Linked DNA regions of Homo sapiens: region 2 is linked to region 1. A link is an interaction called in ENCODE POLR2A ChIA-PET data of the cell type or tissue named here. Cell type or tissue: OCI-LY7. All regions are shown on one strand. Links, peaks and the distances in the headings refer to the core of each region. The heading gives the core; the rest is flanking DNA. Region 1 overlaps CFAP77 (cilia and flagella associated protein 77). Region 2 overlaps DDX31 (DEAD-box helicase 31).

The links. ChIA-PET counts read pairs that join two places held together with the same protein. Peaks named below come from ENCODE experiments on the same cell type or tissue, not always from the same donor. Only the 100,000 strongest peaks of a DNase experiment are listed, where the experiment ranks them.
Region 2: POLR2A ChIA-PET joins it to region 1 with 10 read pairs; 3 of 35 experiments call an interaction of 5 or more read pairs at or near these places.

What each region holds. Positions count from the first base shown.
Region 1 is chr9:132,545,568-132,555,662 of GRCh38, forward strand. All of the region lies in intron 5 of CFAP77 (cilia and flagella associated protein 77), which reads left to right. Among named protein-coding and RNA genes, the nearest start is that of BARHL1, 32 kb to the right of the region's middle. In OCI-LY7, for the core only: a CTCF peak has its summit at 1,252; DNase peaks (open chromatin) are centred at 1,204, 1,434, 2,984 and 4,174; H3K4me3 peaks cover 1,904 bases; H3K27ac peaks cover 3,761 bases.
Region 2 is chr9:132,617,189-132,627,283 of GRCh38, forward strand. DDX31 (DEAD-box helicase 31) reads right to left here. Exons shown (of 20, transcript NM_022779.9): 17 at 8,476-8,557; 18 at 1,142-1,253. Among named protein-coding and RNA genes, the nearest start is that of BARHL1, 40 kb to the left of the region's middle. In OCI-LY7, for the core only: no CTCF peak of the experiment used is centred there; no DNase peak of the experiment used is centred there.

The DNA.
Region 1 (10,095 bases), core at 1,116-9,115:
GCCAAGGGAAATGGGGAATTGTGCCGGGTTCATCCCTGGATGCCACCCTGTCCAACCCAGCAGAGACCCTTAGACACACAGAGTGCTGCCGTTATGGGTGTCACACGCAGTCGCCTCCTTGTCAGGAAGTAACACCAACAAAAAGTATTTACCGAGCCCTTAGAATGCACCCGGCGCTGAGCAGGTCTCATCTCATAGATATCATGCCCCCATTCTACTGACATGGAAACTGAGGCTTGGAGAGGTGAGAAGTGGAGTCTGGGTCCAATCTGGGGTTTCCTAGCCCCAGGGCCTCCCGAGGACCCCTTCCCTCACCTCCAGGCCCCACCCACAGGTCCCCATTCTCACCACCAAGGGATCCTTTCTTCCCCTTCACGGCACTTAACTCTGCAATTAATTAACTGGGCAATTTTTTTCATCTTGCTCAGTAAAATGTGAGCCCCCCAGGACCGTGCCTGTCAGTTCCACACCTTGTCCCCAGAGGCCAGCAGGGTGCCTGGCACAGAGTAGGGGATCAGTAAACATCTGTGGAATGAATGAATGAGGGGATGAAAGACTGAACCGCCAGTACAGCCCAGAGTGACAGAAGAATTTAAAAGTCTGTTACAGACCTGCTGAGCCTCCCCTTTCTCCCCTTCCCAAACCAAGCACCCACCATCCCGGCAGCCACCAACTGGGCCTGGACTCAGGGGTCCGGGCGGGTGGCCAGGGCCACTCCCCCTAGGCGGAGCTGCTGTCTGTGGTGTCTGTCACGTGTGAAGCCCCGGGAGGGCCTTTGTCTGCGCCTGGCTTTGCCGCTGATCTGCTGCCCCCACCCCGGCCCCATTATGAAGGGAAAAGCGCTTCCAGAAAAGTTGAGCCTGTCACGGTGATGGATAACCTAAATGGACTCTCCCCGCTCACGAGCAGATGTCGACGCTGAACTCTGTCAGAAATAATTAAACACCTTTCACACTGAAAAGCAGCAGGCAGGGCGCGGCTGCTGCACCGACACCGCCAGCCACGAGGGGGCTGCCCTGCCAGAGGGGCTGCCGAGACCCCCGCGCTGGATGACCCGGGCCACTTACAGGGTCGAGAGAGGAGAGGGACCAAAGAGGGAAGAGGACACATCCCCCACTGTGCATTCCCTCCAGGCAGGGCAGTACAGAGATGTCTTCTTTCTGGTCTGTGCCACCAGCAACTGCCCCTGGTGGCTGGGGCCCAGAAGGGGGTTCTGCCAGCAGCTGGCGAGGGGCCCTCCTACCAGGACAGTTATGCCTGGGCTCTCTCTCCAGACCTCTGTTTCCTCAGCTGACAATGAGTGGGTGGGACTAGTTCTTGAGCGTTCCTTCCAATCCAAGATTCTGTGATCCCCAGTTCACTGGCCCAGGAGCCATGTGGGAGGGGATGGGGGCCCTTGGAGGTGCAGACCCCAAACCCAGGGTGAGCCAGCAGGGGGAGCAGCTCAGATCCTTCTCAGGTGCCCATTTTGGGGATGGGACATGAACTCATTTTCTCCCATCCCTGAATGGAGGAGCCGCTGGGCTGGGGCTGATGCCCTCTGTGCCCTGTGGGGGATAGAGACGCTCCCCTGCCCTTTGGCCGGGTGTTCTAGGTCTCCAGGGCAGACAGCAAGGCCAGCAAGGAGTAATGTGGTACATCTGTGTGCACGCATGACTCCAGGGACAGCCAGACGGGGTCAAGTGGTGACCCTGCCACACCTACCTGTCAGGTGGCTTTACCTGTCTGTGACCCACTTCCTCTTCCATAAAATGGGCTAACAAATGCTCCCCTGGCTAGGCTGCTGGGAGGATCCAGAGAGAATATGTGTGCACCACGCTCAGCAGAACGCCTGGCCCATGTTAACTGCCTATAAGTGGCAGCTCCATGAGGATGGCTGTGGAGATCATTCATTCATTCATTCCCCTGCTCATTCACAAATCTTTTCCACATGCGCCTTCATGCTGGGCCCTGTTCCCCGCACTGATGCTATGCTGGCGAACAGGCCAGACTCGGGTGTGACTGCCACCGTTGGGCTGCTGGCCGCTGGCTTGGGGTGACATGGACAGACAGACCGACACACAGGCAGCTGCACAGCTGGGCTCCTGGGCCGGGAAGTCTGGAGAAGCTCTGCCCTAGGTGTCCTCAGGTGTCCCCAGGTGCGCCGTGTCCACAGCCTGAAATGGTCCAGAGACACCAACCTTGCTTGAAGGGCGGAAGCCACTCCCATAACAATAGCCCCATTAAACATAACCCTGCGTGGGCCGGCCCACCCTGTTTCCTTGCCTTTTGCAGAAACTTCCTCAGGGCTCTCCAGGCAGGGTCCAGACACCCCCACTTGCCCAGGCAGCCCTCCCTGGGGCCCTGGCTAACAGCGCTTCCTCCGGTTCTCAACCAGCCACTCATGCACAGCCACACAAAGCAGACGGTACATCCTTCTGCCCAAAGATGGAGAGTGAGTGCCCCCAAAAGCTTATGGCCGATGACAATGGCGAAAGACTGGATGCCACTGATGAAGAGATGGCTCAAGTACACGTTAGGAGACCTTGAAAACCACGGCTTTGATCTGTACTTATTGACACTTTAATAACATATTGTTGGGCAAAAGAGTCCATGCCACGGGCCCCGCCTGGAGAGAAGCACCCGAGCATCTCTGAGCGTCTGCACAATGCCTACAGACATTCGGCAGGAGGGCCCCACAAATGGTAGCAGTGGTGATCTTTGGGGCGGGGGGGTGGGGGGTGAAGCTGATTTTCCTTTCTCTGATGCTCTTTTCTATATGGTTTGCATTTTTTTCAATGAGTAGATGCAGCTTTTCCAAAACCAGTAAGGCTATTTTTTTAAATGTTTTTAAAAGATGGAGATCCTGAGTTCTTCCCCAGGTGTTCATCCCAGTGTTCGACCTCCAGCTTTGAGCTCAGTTCTTCCTGATGTCTCACCAAACGCTCGCACGCTGCTGGCCAAGTCCGGTTTTGCATATTCAGCTTCCCTCAGGCATGAAGGTCAGGGCTGTGCCCCAGCAGCGAGGCCTGCTGACTTCCGGAGCCTGGATCTTTATTATAAAATCTATGTTATAATTAGAGACCCAACATCCATTTTAGAAGGGGGCTTGCCCAAGCATCTGTTGGCTGGCGGGGGGGTCTCCACATTCCCCTCCCGCCCCCACCCTCGGAACATCCGCCCCTCCCCCCACAGTCCTTGTCTCTGTACACTTCCAATACCCACCAACATTACATAGTCGTTCAGTCACTAAAGTATGAACAAATTGACTATATTTTCATTTGGCTTTTGGTTTCAGCCCCACTGCTTTAGAATAATGGCCCAAGCTATTAAGCTAACAGTTTGATTTACAAGCTTTTGTGCTCTGAACGCTGGGATCAGACTCCTCTGTTCGTGGAAGACTAACCCTGCTTCGGGTCTCCTGGGCCCCTGGCTCCCTAATAGAACAGGAGATGGAGGGAAAAAAATATATCTCAGCAGCCAGCCAAGCAGTGACACCCAGAGATGCAGCTGATTAGTGAAAGCTGCTGAATCTAAGAAAAGGATTTTCTTTCCCACCTTTAAGCTCTCTTACAAATCATAGCTGGCTGGAAAGTTAACTCTCTGCTACACCCCCCAAGCGGGCTTCTAGCCTGTCCACCCTGCCGCCTCTGCCTCTCCACAAGGCTTGTCCAGTTAAAATGAAGATGGGCCGACCCCCACAAAGGTGTATCCGAACCCAGGAAGGACAGATGCCAGATCTACGGCCCCTCCCAAGGGTCTCTGCACCAGTGATGTATTTTAAGAATCCTGTCGCTTCCTTGCATCGGAATAAGAATCATCTTACGTCACTGTGTAGGGCACCAAGTGCAGGAATGGAATGTGTCACATGCGGAAATAGGGCAATGGGAAGAATGATTCAGAGGCCCTGATGGAGTTGACACTTCCTCTGTAAATACAGATACCCCCCATTCTACATGGATCAGTATGCCGACGAGCTGACTTGCTACAGGGATGAAAGCAGGAGCTTGGCCGGGCACAGTGGCTCATGCCTGCAATCCCAGCACTTTGGGAGGCTGAGGCGGGTGGATCACCTGAGGTCAGGAGTTTGAGACCAGCCTGGTCAATATGGTGAAACTCTGTTTCTACTAAAAATGCAAAAATTAGCCAGGCGTGATGGCAGGCACCTGTAATCACAGCTACTCGGTGGGGCTGAGGCAGAAGAATCGCTTGAGCCACGGAGGTGGAGGTTGTAGTGAGCAGAGATTGTGCCACTACACTCCAGCCTGGGTGACAGAGCAAGACTCTGTCTGAAAAAACAAACAAACAAACAAAGCAGGAGCTTAATTGGTTTTACATAATCTGGCACCTCAGAGGTATAGAATTTTTAGGCACCTGCTCGTGAGGTGACATTGCTGCTCAAATACTGGCAAGCCACAAATAGCCAGAGCTGAAGTTCTGAGGCAGAGACAAAAGGAAAGGAGGTGTTCATGTATGTGGGGAGTGATGGGGGAATAGCGGCCAAGTTCCTAGAGCAGCACTCAGAGTCTGGGAGTGTCTGTGGTGGGGCCTGCAGAGGCCAACAGTGAAGGGATGACCGAAGCTGACACTTCCAACAGGACCAGTCCTACAACCTGGGAACCCCCAGCCTGGCTGCCCCCTTCATCCTTCCAGCTCCAGAGGCTTTTCTGTCTAATCTAGAAGGTTCTTCTCCCTGATTATATGCAAAAATATTTCGGTTTTTTGTTGAAAATCACCAGAATCGATGAGTAAGACAGCTGGTTTGGGCATCAGTTACATCTTTCTAATTTCTAGAGGCAGCAAGAGTCTCATGTTGAATTTTGGGAGTTGATGGAATTTGGGGGGTCCCCAATTTCTTCTTCCGACTTCTAGCTCATCTCCAGGAGAATAAATCTCCGATGATCTAGAGAGAATCCCACCAGCTTGGGAAGGAATTTGGGGAGCAGCATCTTCCTCAACATCTCCCTTGAAGCTTTTTTTTTTTTTTTTTTTTTTTGAGACAGGGTCTCACTCTGTTGCCCAGGCTGGGGTGCAGTGGTACAATTATGGCTCAATGCAGCCTCTACCTCCCAGTCTCAAGTGATTCTCCTACCCCAGCCTCCTAAGTAGCTGGGACTACAGGCGTGCAGCTAATTTTTAATTTTTTTTTTGTAGAAACAGGGTCTCACTATGTTGCCCAGGTTCCTTCTGGTTTCTGAGTGTCCCCACTTGTCAGCCTCCATCCCCTGGCCCCAGCGAGGTTGGTGGGGTGGAGACCCAAAGCCACCTGACATGGTGCCATCTGATATGGGGCCGTCAGCAGGTTCTTGCCCATAAATGGCATCAGATGATTTCCTGGGATAAACTCAGGGTTCATTCAAACTGAACTCTGGCAAAAGTGCAGGTGAAATGGACCAAGATGCTACAAACACAGCCTGACTGGCTACCCTCAGAAAGGGAAAGTGCATGGCGTCAGTGAACACATTTGGGGTAGGGGGAAAGTAAGACAATGGGGAGGTTTTATGAAGACCGACTCTGTCTTCTTCCCCTCCTCTCCTCAAAGAAGTCCTAGGAAATGATGCCTTAGGGTGGTGCAAAGAAAAAAGAAAAAAAAATGTGGGCAGTTTGACCAAAGTCCAGTAGCTGGGAGAGTGGAGGGGAGAAGTTATCCTAAAGATGGAGTTCCAAGACAGCAGCAATGATAACATCAACAGCTCACACGTCCTGACTCCTTCTTGGGTGCCAGCCTGGGTGCCCTTTTTTTTTTTTTTAAACTGTATTTTATTTTTTTAAGATGGAGTCTCACTCTGTTGCCCAGGCTGGAGTGCAGTGGCACAATTTTGGCTCACTGCATCCACCTCCTGGGTTCAAGCAATTCTTCTGCCTCAGCCTCCTGAGTAGCTGGGATTACAGACATCCGCCACCACGCCCGGCTAATTTTTGTATTTTTAGTAGAGACAGGGTTTTGCCATGTTGGCCAGGCTGGTCTCGAACTCCTGGCCTCCAGTGATCCGCCCACCTTGGCCTCCCAAAGTGCCGGGATTACAGGCATGAGCCACCACGCCCGGCCCAAGCCTGGGTGCTTTCGTGAGTTATCCCATTTCATGTCAATAACTCTCAATAACCCCACATGGTAGAGATGAGCTGCCCTGTCTCTGAGGCAAGGAGGCTAAGGCTCGGAAGCTTAAAGTCACGTGCCCAAGGTTAATAGCTAGCATGTGGCCAGGTGGGGACTTGGACTCTGGCTGGCTGCCTCCAAGCCTCAGGCCCTGAAAGAGCTGATAAACACTAAAGACTTGCAACTGAGGTCGGGGGCCAGTGCAGGGCTAAATGCGGGCCCGGGAAGGAAAGTGCAGGGCGGTCAGGAATGAGGGATTTTATGAGTGTCCAGAGTGTCGTGGCCGGGCCTGCTCCGGCTGATTTAAGCCCTGGCAATAAACCAAACTTCCCACTGCCCCAAAAGCCTCTAGACCTTGATAAAACCTCGGGCATCTTTTAAATTGCAGTTTGGCCCCAAGGCTAAAAAGGAAAGAGGCGGCTGATCCCGGATTCAGGCTTACTGCGTTAAAAGTGGGAGGCTGAGGCTGAGTCCAGCAGGAGGGCTGGGTCTGTCTGTGGGCTGGGCAGCCATGCAGAGTGGCTCCAGGTCCCAGCCTGCCTCATGCCCGCCCCAGGTCTGCATCTGTGAAGTGGGGATGGCAACAGAGAGGACCAAGTGCAATCATGCGTGTGAAGCGCGTGGCACAGGCCTGGCTAGGGGACGGTCATGGAGCAACAAAGCCTCTGGGAGGGACGAGGCCCTGGAAGCTGCTCCTTTAGATGAGTTATTCGAAAACTTGGCTTTGCCTGGGATCCTCTGAGGAGATGTTTAAAATGCAGAGTCGAAGGCCCAGTGCGGTGGCTCATGCCTGTAATCTCCCAGCACTTTGGGAGGCCAAGGCGGGAGGATCACTTCAGCTCAGGAGTTTGAGACCAGCCTGGCCAATATGGTGAAACCCTGTCTCTAGCAAAAATACAAAACTTGGCTGGGCATGGTGGTGTGCTCCTGTAATCCCAGCTACCCGGCAGGCTGAGGCAGGAGAATTGCTTGAACCTGGGAGGTTGAGGTTGCTGTGAGCCGAGATCACGCCACTGCACTCCAGCCCAGGTGACAGGGTGAGACTCCATCTCAAAAAAAAAAAAAAAAAGCAGAGTCCAGGGCCTCTCCAGGACTCTGATCCAGTGGGTCTGGGACAGCCACCAAACCTGTATTTTCAGCAAGCCAGCTGCCCCAGCTCTCAGGGTCAGTGTCAACTCCACTCTTACAGTTACGTTCAAATATGTGTTTACTGTGGCAGGTGGATGTATTTTCATATGTTTGACATGAGGCATGATGGGGCTTTCAAAGGGAAATGTGCAGTTGGAGACCGCCTCTGTCTGTTAAACAGCCCTAAGGCTTATGAACTTCTGTCTTAGTCAGGCTGCTCTAACAAAATCCCATAGACTGGGGAGCTTAAACAGATGTTTATTTCTCCTAGATCTGGAGACTATAAGTCCAAGGTCAGGGTGCCAGCATGATCAGGTTCTGGTGAGGGTCCTCTTCCTGGCTTATAGCCAAGGCACCTTCTCACCGAGTCCTCACTTGCTGGAGAGAGAGAGAGGAAGCACACACTCTGGTGTCTCTTCTTATAAGGACGCTAATCCTATCATGGGGGCCCCACCCTCACGATCCCATTTAAACCTAATCAACTCCCCAAGAGCCTTATCTCCAATGCCATCACACTGGGGGTCAGGGATTCACATACGCTTTTTGTTGGCTGAGCATGGTGGCTCCCACTTGTAATCCCAGCACTTTGCGAGGCTGAGGTGGGAGGATCATTTGAGGCCAGGAGTTCAAGACCAGCCTGGGCAACTAAGTGAGACTCTGTCTCTACAAACAAACAAACAAACAAACAAACACCATATGCGAATTTTGGGTGGACACATTCAGTCCATAGCAAGCTCTTTTTCAAGTGCAGTGGAAATCTGCCTTCTACCTTCCACCTCCTTGTTGTGTTTCTTGCTTCTTGATCCCCATGGAATCACCTTCTCTCCCTTCCACATGACAGCCCTGCAAATTCCCAAAGTCAGATACCATTTCTTCATAGACAACCAGGGTCTCGATTGCACCCCAGGGCAGAGTTCTGAATGTTGGAAGGGGGAACCCCACGTTGCAACAACAGTGGACGGCCTAGGCTCCACGGTCTCCACCAGTCCATGCTGCATTCTCTACCTTTATCCACATGCATGGAAGATTTGTCAAGCTGCACTGCATTTCTATATATTTTTAAATAAAATTGTGACTGAAACTGTCTATCAACGCCACTTGAATCACTTAATACAAGAACCTCCGTGAAAATTCCCTGCTGGAGGGCAATTTCAGGAAGAAGCTTAGTCGGATTCGTGTATACTAATAGTAGTAATAACAGTACAAGCCACCATGTCTTCAATGCCTACACTGTGTGCCAGGCACCATTCCAGGGGCTTGGCAATGACCCCACGGGATGGGTAGTATGACCCTTACTTTGCAGGTGAGAAACTGAGGCCCCTGGTCACACAGCTGGAAAGCGATAGGACCAGGATTGGAACTGAGCTCTGTGGAACTCAAAGCCCTATGTCCCTAATCATCGAGTGCACTGTCATGCCTTCTGTTGTGGAAAAAACATGCTCGACGTGATGGAATGTGCTCCGTTTGGCTTCATGTGGCAGAAATTGAGCAAGGGTTAGAATCTGTTTAAACCAGGGGCCTGAGAGTTGCTACACTTTTCTTCAGACTATGCTTTATGCAACCCTTATTTTTATTTTATTTATTTTTTTTTTTGAGACAGGCTCTCACTCTGTCACCCAGGCTGGAGCACAGTGGCACAATCACAGCCTCAACTTCCTAGGCTCAGGTGATCCCCCACCTCAGCCTCCCAAGTAGTTGGGACTACAGGTGCACACCACCATGCCCGGCTAATTTTTTTTATGTTTTGTAGAGATGGGGTTTTACCATATTGCCTAGGCTGGTCTTGAACTCCTGGGCTCAAGAGATCTGCCCGCCTTGGCCTCCCAAAGTGTTAGGATCACAGGCATGAGCCACTATGCCCAGCCCTTAAATACCTTGTTTCACCTTGCGTGCAATCCGCCAGATACCTTCAAATCACTTGGAAGGAGACAGGGTACAACTACTGAAGAAAGTAAAACACTTCTTCCACTTAGAGTTTAAGCTGAGCAAAGCAGAGATCTTCAGGGTGCCTGAATCTTGGATGCATTCCTAAGGGCTGTGTTGCCTCATCCCCAGACTCCTGACCCACTCATCTGTCCATCCGTCCATCCATCTGTCCATTCATTCATCTATCCAACCATCTATCTATCCATCCATCTATGCATGCATGCATGCATCCATCCATCCACCCATCCATCCATCCATCCATCCATCCATCCATCCATCCATCCATCCATCCTCAGCCATCTGTCCATCTGTTTGTTCATCCAACCATCCAGCCAAGATTTGTTTGGTGTCTACTGGGTGCCTCTAAAAGTAGAGTTACCCCAAGACATTTGAAGGCCTCCTGTCTGCGGACATTTCCCTAGAACCATGCCCACAATATGGCATTAACATCTTTGCTATCTAGCTGAGGACACTTAGCTCTAATAGTCCTATTTGTGACTTGTCAGGCTTAGCCTCGTCAACCACAGAAAGGTTCTGCTCCTTCTTAAAAGATACCAGAAAAAAATCCTTCCTGGTCATTATTCCAATAAGATAAAAGGGGAATAACAACACCAAACCTCGTTGCAGTACACTCCACCCCGATGGGCCGAGGACACCAAACATCTGAGTGTGTCCCCAGCTTCCCTGGCAGTAACTCAGAAGTTGTTCAACAGCCTATATTAATGAGCAATAAAGTACTGACGGGCACTGCATGGACGGCTCAGCAAAGGACTTAATTTGCAACCGAGCACAAAATCAAAGACTGTCAACCGAGGAACCATGTGGCTGGATAAGCACCTTGTGCTACCTGAGAAAGCACTGTCAGGTAAATTTCCAGAGAAAGTAATTAAGGAATCCCCATTGTCTAAATTCAGCAGTAAAATTTGGAGCTCTGGAATTTGATGCTCACCAGGGAGCTGGTGTCT
Region 2 (10,095 bases), core at 1,007-9,006, 72 kb after region 1:
ATGCCCTTCCTTTAGAGAGCCACGGGGCTCATCCCACTTCAGGTTTTTGCTCAAGTATCACCTACACAATGAGGCTCACTCTGACCCCATTAAAAATGCACTCTGCTATGTCACCCCTTCACCTCCCCCATCTCCTTCTACTTATTCCATAGCTCTTGTCACCTTTAAATGGACTAATCTGTTATGTTTATTATGTTCACTGTCTGCTGCCCCTGCACCCCACTAACATGTTGGCTTCACAAAGCAAGGATTTTTGTTTTGATCTCGCATGCATTCCAAGCACTCAGAATAGTGCCCGATTTGATAAATATTTGTCAAATGAATGGTTTTTAAAGCATTTCTATTTATAAAAAGAAAGGATGCTACAGTGTTCCGATATTGGTAAGCCAGCCTGGCACTCTTCTCAAAATAGCAGGCAACTAACAAAAAAACCCTGTGCATACTCCAGCATGGAGTAAGTCTCATTAGACATGGTCAGTCTCTGGCCAAGACATCCCATGATAAAAAGTACCAGTGATTACAAACCCCCTTCAGCCATACACTGCTTATTACTCAACGTGAACTGTGAAGTCTACATCTAATGTATGGTGATCCCAGGAGCCAACTTATCCAACAAAGGGTCTGAATATTAAGTCAACACCTCTCTCTTTCATAAATTTCCTAGGAATTGGGTTCATGGTCTATGGCTCTTCCTCAGTACTGTTCTTTCTCGTTTTTCTTTGTGCCTTCAAATAGGAACTGCTTAGGTCTAATATTTCCAGCTCTGGCCTTCATCTCTAATTTCCATCTCTACAACTATTTCTACTAACGTGTCACATGTCTTCTATCTGGTTTTCAAAGAAAGAGGAAAACAGATCCTTAAGATCCAAGTTGTTGGGTCAAAACTCTAGTCCCGATATAAGCCAAGATAAAGCCTCATTTGTGCAAAACATGGGGAAGGATGAAATTAACATTTAATATCACTTTAAAGCCTTCCGTGCCTGCTTCCAAACCCTGCAGAATTATGGAGATTGAAGGCTTTGGCTGGTGAGCAGGGACCTCCATGTTGGCCTCTCAACCGGTTTGGGGGTATGTGGGTGAAGGTGGGGGAGAGCACTCTGCTGGGCTATCCACTGCGCAAGCACCTAGGAAATCGACTGACCTTTCTTTGCCCAGGAGACCCTCCTCTCACTGGAGTGCACGTAATCTTCAAATACCGTCTGCAAGACTGTGGCTCGCTCTCGGATTTCCTGGGGGCCAACAGCATGGGATTTCTGAGAGGGCGACGGAAGGATTAAAGGAGAGATAGAGTCAAGGTCAGGAATAATGAAGCAGTTTATAATAGATTTAATAACAGTAAAATCACACAGTAACCACCTAGGGCCAACAAGGGTAATCCTTTCAATATTACTAGGAAAAAAGGGAGCTATAGAGATGTCAAAGTCAAGTAAGGATGAGGGTGGCTTTATGAGAGAGAACATCAGGTCTGTTTACTTATTTACTTACTTTTCTTCCTGACCTCTTACCATGCATGTTCAAAATCAAAGACCATTGGAGACACTTTGGAATTTTCCAAGTCCAATTCAGACATTTAAAACATCACTGAACATGAGCTGTTTTCAAATGGGTCTTGGATCTCCTAGGAATCTTCACCTTTCCCTCACGCGCATCAGTGGAACACCGACAATTTCTCTTCATGAGCACTCCACAGTGACCTGCCTAACATTCTGCTTTTAAAAGTTACCCCATCCTTGAATTTCAGAGCAGGCTTCCTCAGTGCCTAGAGCGGTTCAGACTTCTAGTGTTTCAAATTTATTCCTCCAGCCCATGGCCACTGTGGCCAGGAACCTATTAAGGAGTGAGTGGGCTGTTCCAGGACAACACACTCAAAGACTGCCTGGATCTTTGCAGCAAATCGTCCCTGTGTAAGAAGTAGCATCTGTGTGCATGCAAAGAGCCTACAGATGGAAAATGTTAATAAAATAGACAATTATTTTCTTTTCATCCTTTAACAGTACCAGAGAAAAAAATTTCCTTTTTAAATATCCCCGCTAAAAACTAGTGGCTTTTGTCTCCAATATCGTAAAACAAACATGAGTGCTTTCTACTGAATGTGAAATCAAGAGAACACAGATTCTTCCACCCAATGAGGCCAACCTGCCAAGTGACACTGATCACTTGAGTGGTGCTAGTGCCTCTACTTCCACCTGCCACCCTGGTGTGAACCCCCGGGGAAAATCCAGAGTGAGACCGGGTCGTGCTGCTTAACCTTGTAGAGGACGGTGTATGAGCGCCTGCATCTGGCCTCACTAAGACTCCCTGAGCCTCTCTTTCACCTTTAAGGCTGACAGAGGAAGAACAAAGGGGAGGAAAGAAAAAGCCTCATTCTCTGGATCGACGTTCATCTCTATATTAAGAGACTTAACAACGTGAAAATGTTTTTAGTTTAGTCAAATCATTCCTGCTACCTGTTTGGTTGATGACAGTCTCGCTGATTTCACAGTTCAATACAAGGTCCCCCTAAGGGTTCTATCCGCTAAAATGTCAGGAGAAGAGTCACTCAGGAGCCGTGTTACCAAAGTGGACATTTGCTATTGTCATTAACAAGGATTTTTTTTTTTTTACCCTCTTAACTGATGTGAAATGCAAACTTTTTTTTGCTGCCCTCCTTTCGTTAAGCCACCTCAGCAGCGCAACTGTCACCTTCCCTGTGTTTTTTTTTTTTTTTAATATGAATGTGAAATTAGCGAGGATGCCCTTTCCCCTGGCGGACAGAATCCTCTGTTATTAAAAAGTAAAGCACTTTAATAATGAAAACTTTTTCCTCTTTTTCTTGTGTTTTAACTGTTTAAAATTAATGAGAAGGGCAGAATGGTTGTCAAAGCAATATTGAAAGCCGGGCAGCCAGGACCGAATAAGCACAAAAATCCCTCTAGAGTGTTAAATAAACAGAGCTCCAGCCCTCTCCGAATCCCTCTGTTGGTTATTGTATACATTCTGTAACAGCTCTCAGAATAGATCTGAGAGCCAGGGAGGCAGAGAGGTTTCAGAATTCCAATAAAGGCCTCAAATTAAAGACAGCCTGGTGCGAATTCCAGGAGAAAATTAAAGAGACCTCAAGCTTAAGTGACAGGTGACTTGCTTCTGTGTCACAACTGTCAGGGGATTTAGTGATAATATGGCAATATATTACAAAGGGCTTTTCTTATTCCCCCCTTTAGGTTTCAAAATGAGGCATCTTTTCTTCCCAACCAAAAAAAAAAAAAATTACATATATATAATGTGAGTGTGTATACAAGCGAAATACGTAGGGAAAAAAAAAACAGGATAGAACTAGGTTCACAGGTTTGAAATGATAAGGTCAGTTTTAGTAAAATATAAGAAAAAGTTAATGGCAGAAAAAAATATATACAATACTTAGGAAAAAAAAAATCTTACTCCTCCCTAACCCCTGCTTCCAGAAATACCTTATTTTAAAATTGCCCCTCTTGAGAATGAATGAGGTATTTTTCAGTTGTCTTCTGGGGAGGACAGTCTAAATTTAAACTGAAGACAGAGGGGGGCAGAGTTATGCAGCACCATCTCAGCCCCCGACAGGTAAAATGCTCCTATAATGAGAGCGGGTCAAACCCCTGAGGGCACATGGATACCTGGCAGGGCTGGCTCTCCCACCCTCCAAGACACAGAGTCAGTACTGGTTAATGAAGCTAACTTCAACTAGTGGACCATGGGTAGTTTAGAAAAACACATTTCCAACCATCCATCCGCACGCAATGCACCTTTGTCTCTAACATCCTACTGATCTTGGAAAACACAGGCCATCAGAAAGGATGAGCAGGGGGCTCTGAACTTATTTTAAGATCTCGCAATGCCAGCAACGGCTCCTTTGTTGGGATAAGTTTACAGGTATATTTCACAGGACAAAAACGCTTGTAGGAAAAACATGGTTGGGTGTGTGTATACTTTGATGATGAAGATTTCACACCTATCAAGAAGCAACAGATGAGTCTAAGATAAATAGGCTGGACTATTTTTATTATAAAAAGTAATAGCAAAGGTGGGAGGTTTTTGTGAAAGCCTGCACCTTGATATTGCCAACTTCCAAGGTATTTTTAAGCAAAATGGAAGGGTTTTGTTTTAATCACTTTATTGCCAAGCTGAGTTTTACCCCCATGGTCCCTAGAACCTTCTGAGTGCTTCCCAGTAAAGTTGAAAGATCAAATTTATTCTCTTTGTAGGTAGGTGAACATTCACACACCCAGACATAGCTATATATGTTTTATATACCTAAATATGAAATATACATTTTACAGATGCTTCACTCGCTTTCTTTCTGTTCACAGAAGCCCAAAAATGTATGTGCCAAAGGGACATTTACCATGGGCTTCAATCACGCTGGGTGAAGGAGAGGGGCACTGTAATGAGGTGTCTGGCTATCTGAACGAAAGGCCTAGCTACTGAACCCACATTTACATGCCTGGCATTAGTTCACATGCTAGAGAACTGCTCAAATTGAGGACAGCAATTAAGACACACGTTATTTCTTACGCATAACAGATTTAAAAGTTGTATCCAGCATCTACTTTATTCTTCTTACTACTGACATGAATCACACATAAAATACTCTCTCGGGTTGTGTATATCTATGTGATAATTAGTAACACAGTCAATTTAGTTTAGTTTTTCTTTTTCCTCTGAATTCAAGTTAAACTTGGCTCAGCAAGCCAGGTCTTCACCAACATGACACCTACAACGTAGGATGGTTAATTTAGCTTTCTAAGTTAACCAGTTATATCATGAAAGCCCAAACTTACTCAGCTTTTCTTAAAAAAAAAAAAAAAAAAAATCACCAAACCTTAAAAATATCCAAGCATTCACTACTGTCTATCAAGGTAGGAGCTGGGGCTGAGATCATGAGACAGAGTTTCTAGACCTAAGAATCTATGAGGTCTGGAACTCTACAGGGCACTTTATACCTCGTTTTATTTAAATCTCACAGCAATTGTATGTTTTACAGATGGGAAAACTGAGACTGGGGAGAAGATAATCTGCCTGAGATTGCAGAGCTAACAGCTGGGAAGCAAGGATTCAAACTCAAACTCATATCTATCTGGGACCTGGCTCTTACTCATGAAGTTAGAGCCACTCCTCAAGTCTCAGGAAGTCCTTGAGGCTGGCCTCAAGCCAGGGAAAGTCTTAAGGAGAAGAATTTATGCTGCAAGGCCACAGAAGGGCAGATGCTACCAAAAAAAAACGACTGTAGCTTGTTGCTGACAGAGTGGAGGGAGATGCAGCTGCTCCGCTCCTTCTCTGGGGACGTGTCCTTCAGGAGAGGCTTCCTGCCCTTCTACAGCTTCCCTGCGTTGCGCAGACACACAGTGATCAACTCCCTGGAGAGAAATGATCTGCACTCGGGGATAAAGACTGACACCAATGCCAGGCCCAGAAAGAGTATACCTGAGACGACGTTTGATCAAACTTACTATCTCATTGTGTAATTGTACTACTTGCCTTTATTTCTAGAGAGCTGGCAGATGCTAATGTTCCACTTATTATGATACAGCAAAAAAGGGCACTGGGATTCATGTCCCTGAGTCTGGGCTTTAATTCCACATCTGCTACTAACTTGTATGACTACAAATAATCCTGATAGTTACAGTAATAATAAAAAATGCCCTTTGGGCCGCGTGTGGTGGCTCATGCTTGTAATCCCAGCACTTTGGGAGGCCAAGATGGGCAGATCACCTGAGGTCAGGAGTTTGAGGCCAGCCTGGCCAAGATGGTGAAACCCCGTCTCTACTAAAAATACAAAAGTTAGCCGGGCATGGTGGTGTGTGTCTGTAATCGAGCTACTTGGGAGGCTGAGGCAGGAGAATCGGTGGAACCCAGGAGGCAGAGGTTGCAATAAGCTGAGGTCACGCCAGTGCATTCCAGCCTGGGAGACACAGCAAGACTCCATCTCAAAAAAAAAAAAAGCCCTTTGGTCCTATGTTTTATACTTGGGACTCCAGGACTATTTCCCACACAATCCTCTGACGTCCTTAAAAGAACACTATTTTATCTCAACTTTACGTGCGAAGAAACTGAGGCTTAGAAAGGTCCAGTCCAGGCCGGGTGCAGTGGCTCATGCCTGTAATCCCAGCACTTTGGGAGGCTGAGGCGGGCGGATCACAAAGTCAAGAGATTGAGACCATCCTGGCCAACATAGTGAAACCCCGTCTCTACTAAAAATACGAAAATTAGGTGGGCATGGTGGCATGCGCCTGTATTCCCAGCTACTTGGGAGGCTGAGGCAGAACTGCTTGAACCTGGGAGGCAGAGGTTGTAGTGAGCCAAGATCGTGCCACTGTACTCCAGCCTGGCGATAGAGCGAGACTCCATCTCAAAAAAAAAAAAAAAAAGAAAAAAAAAAGAAAAAAGAAAAAAGAAAGGTCCGATCACAGGCTGGTGACAGATGAGGAACGTGACCCTGAGGCGTGCTCTTAGCCACTCTGCTACACTGCCTCTCCGAAAAGAAACTAAGGCTTAGAGAGGTCCAGTCCCTGCCCAAGGTCACACACTGGTGACAGATGAGGAACATGACCCTAAGGCCATGCTCTTAGCCACTCTGCTACACTGCCTCCTCCAACAGATCCACATCTGCTCCCTGCTGATCCCACAGAGCTGCCCTGGAGCCATAATGAAGTATCTGGGGGAACATTAAAAAAGAAACCAAAAGGCCGGCTACGGTGGCTCACACCTGTAATCCCAGCACTTTGGGAGACCAAGGCGGGTGAATCATGGGGTCAGGAGTTCGAGACCAGCCTGACCAACATGGTGAAACCCTGTCTCTACTAAAAATACGAAAAAATTAGCTGGGCGTGGTGGCATGTGCCTGTAGTCCCAGCTGCTCAAGAGGCTGAGGCAGAAGAATCACTCGAACCTGGGAGGCAGGGGTTGCAGTGAGCCAAGATCGCGCCATTGCACTCCAGCATGGGCGACAGAGCGAGACTCCGTCTCAAAAAAAAAAAAAAAAAAAAAAAAAAAGAAGAAACCAAAAAAGCCCCTTAACTAGAATTTATGATAGTTCCAAAAGAACGGAAGTGTGCCAAGACCAATGAAGATCTGTCTGGTCACAGGTCAACACCCCTAATAACAAACTTAATAAAGGGTGGTCCAGAGGCTTACGAGTCTTATATGAAGTACTGACTTGCTTAAAGTAACCTGATGACCAATGGAGTCTTTAACAGCTTTTATTGTTCACAGGGATCTTTGCTGTGGTTGATCAAATTTCACCTCTAAATATGACTAACATTTCCTTATTTAGAAAAAGACTCAATTATCTTGGTTTAGTTAATACTAATAAAGGCATATTGGTATACAGTTAAATATATGTGCTTTGAAGTTAAGACTTCAAATCCCAGAATGACTAAAGCATATTAGTGTGCCCCTGTGAAAGTTCCTTTACCTCTCTAAGTCTCAGTTTCCTCATCTATAAATTGGGGCCATCACCAACTTCTCGGATTGCTATAAGATTAAATGGGACCGTGCACATAAAGAGTGTAGCACAGTCCTAGGTTGGGAACACACACTTTGCTAATAGAGGCTATGGCTATCTCCTCTCCTGGTATTACATACATTTCCTTAGATGCTCTCTAAAACAAGAGAATTTAAGTCAGGCTCAGTGAAACGGGGTCCCTCCCTGCTCAGGGAGAATAATGATCCAAATACAGGCACATGCTAAAGCATGAAAGAAACTCTTAAGCTTGATCTATCTGGCCCTGATTTTCCAGTTCATCCTCAGGCATACAAAAACAAATGTAAAATATTCAAGTGATTAATATCTCATAGACAAAATTACATACAGCAACACTGCACCCACACACGGGAATACTGAGTAAGGGGGTGGGGTGGGGTGAGGGAATAATGGTCTAGTCGGGTGCAGCCTTAAGAGAAGGAGCAGGAAAGGGTGTCCAGGGCTGCCTGCACCTGCTCAGAATCTCCATATGGAACTGCATGGATAATAAAAATTTTTCTTCTTAATGATCTCAACTTTACTCTTCCTCTGTGGATAGCACACACACATTAAAAAATGGATGAACTAACTGTGTCTGAAAGGAGACACAGAGATACTTATTTCTTCCATGCTGTCTGGGATAGGCAGGTCTAGGCAGCCGTCCTTGCTGAGAATCTGGACAGGGACCACCGGGGCTGAGCGTGTGGCACTGCCTCCAGACTCATTCTGGCCTGGACCTCCTTTCTGGGGAGCCTGCTGCTGTCTGGCAGGCTTCCAGAATGGACCGTAGCCCACTCGCTAGATGAGAGTGGCAAACGCATCCAGAAGCAAAGACGAGGAAAAAAAAAAAACAATCAAGATTTGGCCTCATCTAATGTTCATGGTTCTTAAAATAAATGTATTGCTTGACAGAGGAAGTAACCCATACACAAAGTCTCTACTACCCCAAATCAAGTGAGTCACATCTGTTGGCAGCGAGCACAATAAATAACAAAACTCACCTGGGCTCCCCATCGTTTCCCTTTAAAACAATCATCTCTTGTCAGAACACACAAAATATCTTCCATCTTAATCTCAGAAACGCTGTAAAAGGAAGGGCACAGCAAGGTAACTTTTTGCTCTTTCAAAAACACCCAAGACCTTGATGCACAAAACTGGCCTATTCTTGAGCTAATTAGACATGAAGTAGAAGTGACACCTTCCTAGGAAAGGAAATATTTTCCTAAACCCTTAGGAATTGAGAAGGGGACCTCTATGATATTAAAGGGACAGGATGATATTCCTGACAATTTCTTTCCTCTCTGATGAATTTAAAATAGGCTACATTTAGAATTTCCTTAATAGAGATTATGTCATTATTTCTTAATAAATCTTGAATACCAAATAAGTGTGCCCACTCACTGATCCACTCCCTTGATTTGAGCAGATGATGATGAAATAGAAGCATTTTGGTCTCTTTAGTTTATACTGAAGAGGAAAAAAAAAAAAAAAAGGAAGAAAAGGGTGGCCAAACATCCTCCACTGTGGGGTAAACACCCCTGTGAGGGTAACGAGGGCACAAAGCCCTGTCCCAGCAGCACTGGCCTTTCTTCTTCTACCCTGGAGGAGCTTCACTCCCCCATCTCTTAATTACTGATGGGTGAAGACCAAAGGATCTCTAACGAAGCCGGAGCTGTGTGCCAAGCACTGAGACAAGAGCTTGGGCTTCACTCAGGAACAGAAGCCACAAGGAGCCAGAACACAACAGTCAGACCTGCCTAGCAGTGGAGTCTGGAAAGCCTCCGCTTCATCCAATCAACTGCAAGGCCACAGCATTTGAATGTAGGGAGCAAAGAGAGACTTGCGTGTCAGAGATGAAGGAAGAAACGTGAGCTGCTGAAAGGATACTTCCCAGGGAGAAAGAGAAACAGAAAGAGAAGAAGGAGTTCTGAGGGGGAAACAGATCATAAGAAGACAAATGATTTTGTTGTATGCTCTTTTTTTTTTTTGAAAATGTAACAGCAAATTAAAACATGAATGGCAACCTCTTAGGTGGGAGAAGACAATTCTCCCCCTTTCACCCAAAGGTTACTCTGACAAGGCTATGAATGAAAATGCCACGTCTCTGACAGCGATTTACCTGAAATGTGTCATCTCCCTGCACACCCCCAGCCCTCACCCCTCAGCATCCTCTCTCTGCTGCCAACTCACAGCCCTATGGATGAGTGAAGCCTTTTTACAGCAGCAAAGAGTCAACCAGAGGAGGCAGAGCATGCTCTGAAAGGGCAGGAGTCAGAGGGAGAGTGCCCTGACTTCATGGGAAATCTATTTTTCATAGGAGAGAGCAATGCATGGGTATTGAACTCGCCTCTCATTTGTGCCTGGCACCCCGAGGGAAGGTGAAAACAGAGCCCAGTCCCATCTTTTTCTTGGTCTGATTTGCTTCTATTCATCACTTTTTTCTTGAGAAAAAAAGAGGAAAAACACAAAAATAAAAGAAATGCAAGAATTTGGAGTCAAATCTTGAAGCAGAAAGAAAAGAGTAATGCCGTTTGCAGTCAGGAACAGAAAAAGCTAAATATGCCACAGAACAGTAAGGCAGTGTTCTCAAATGCGTGTGCTGATATTCCAGCCAGAGTGTG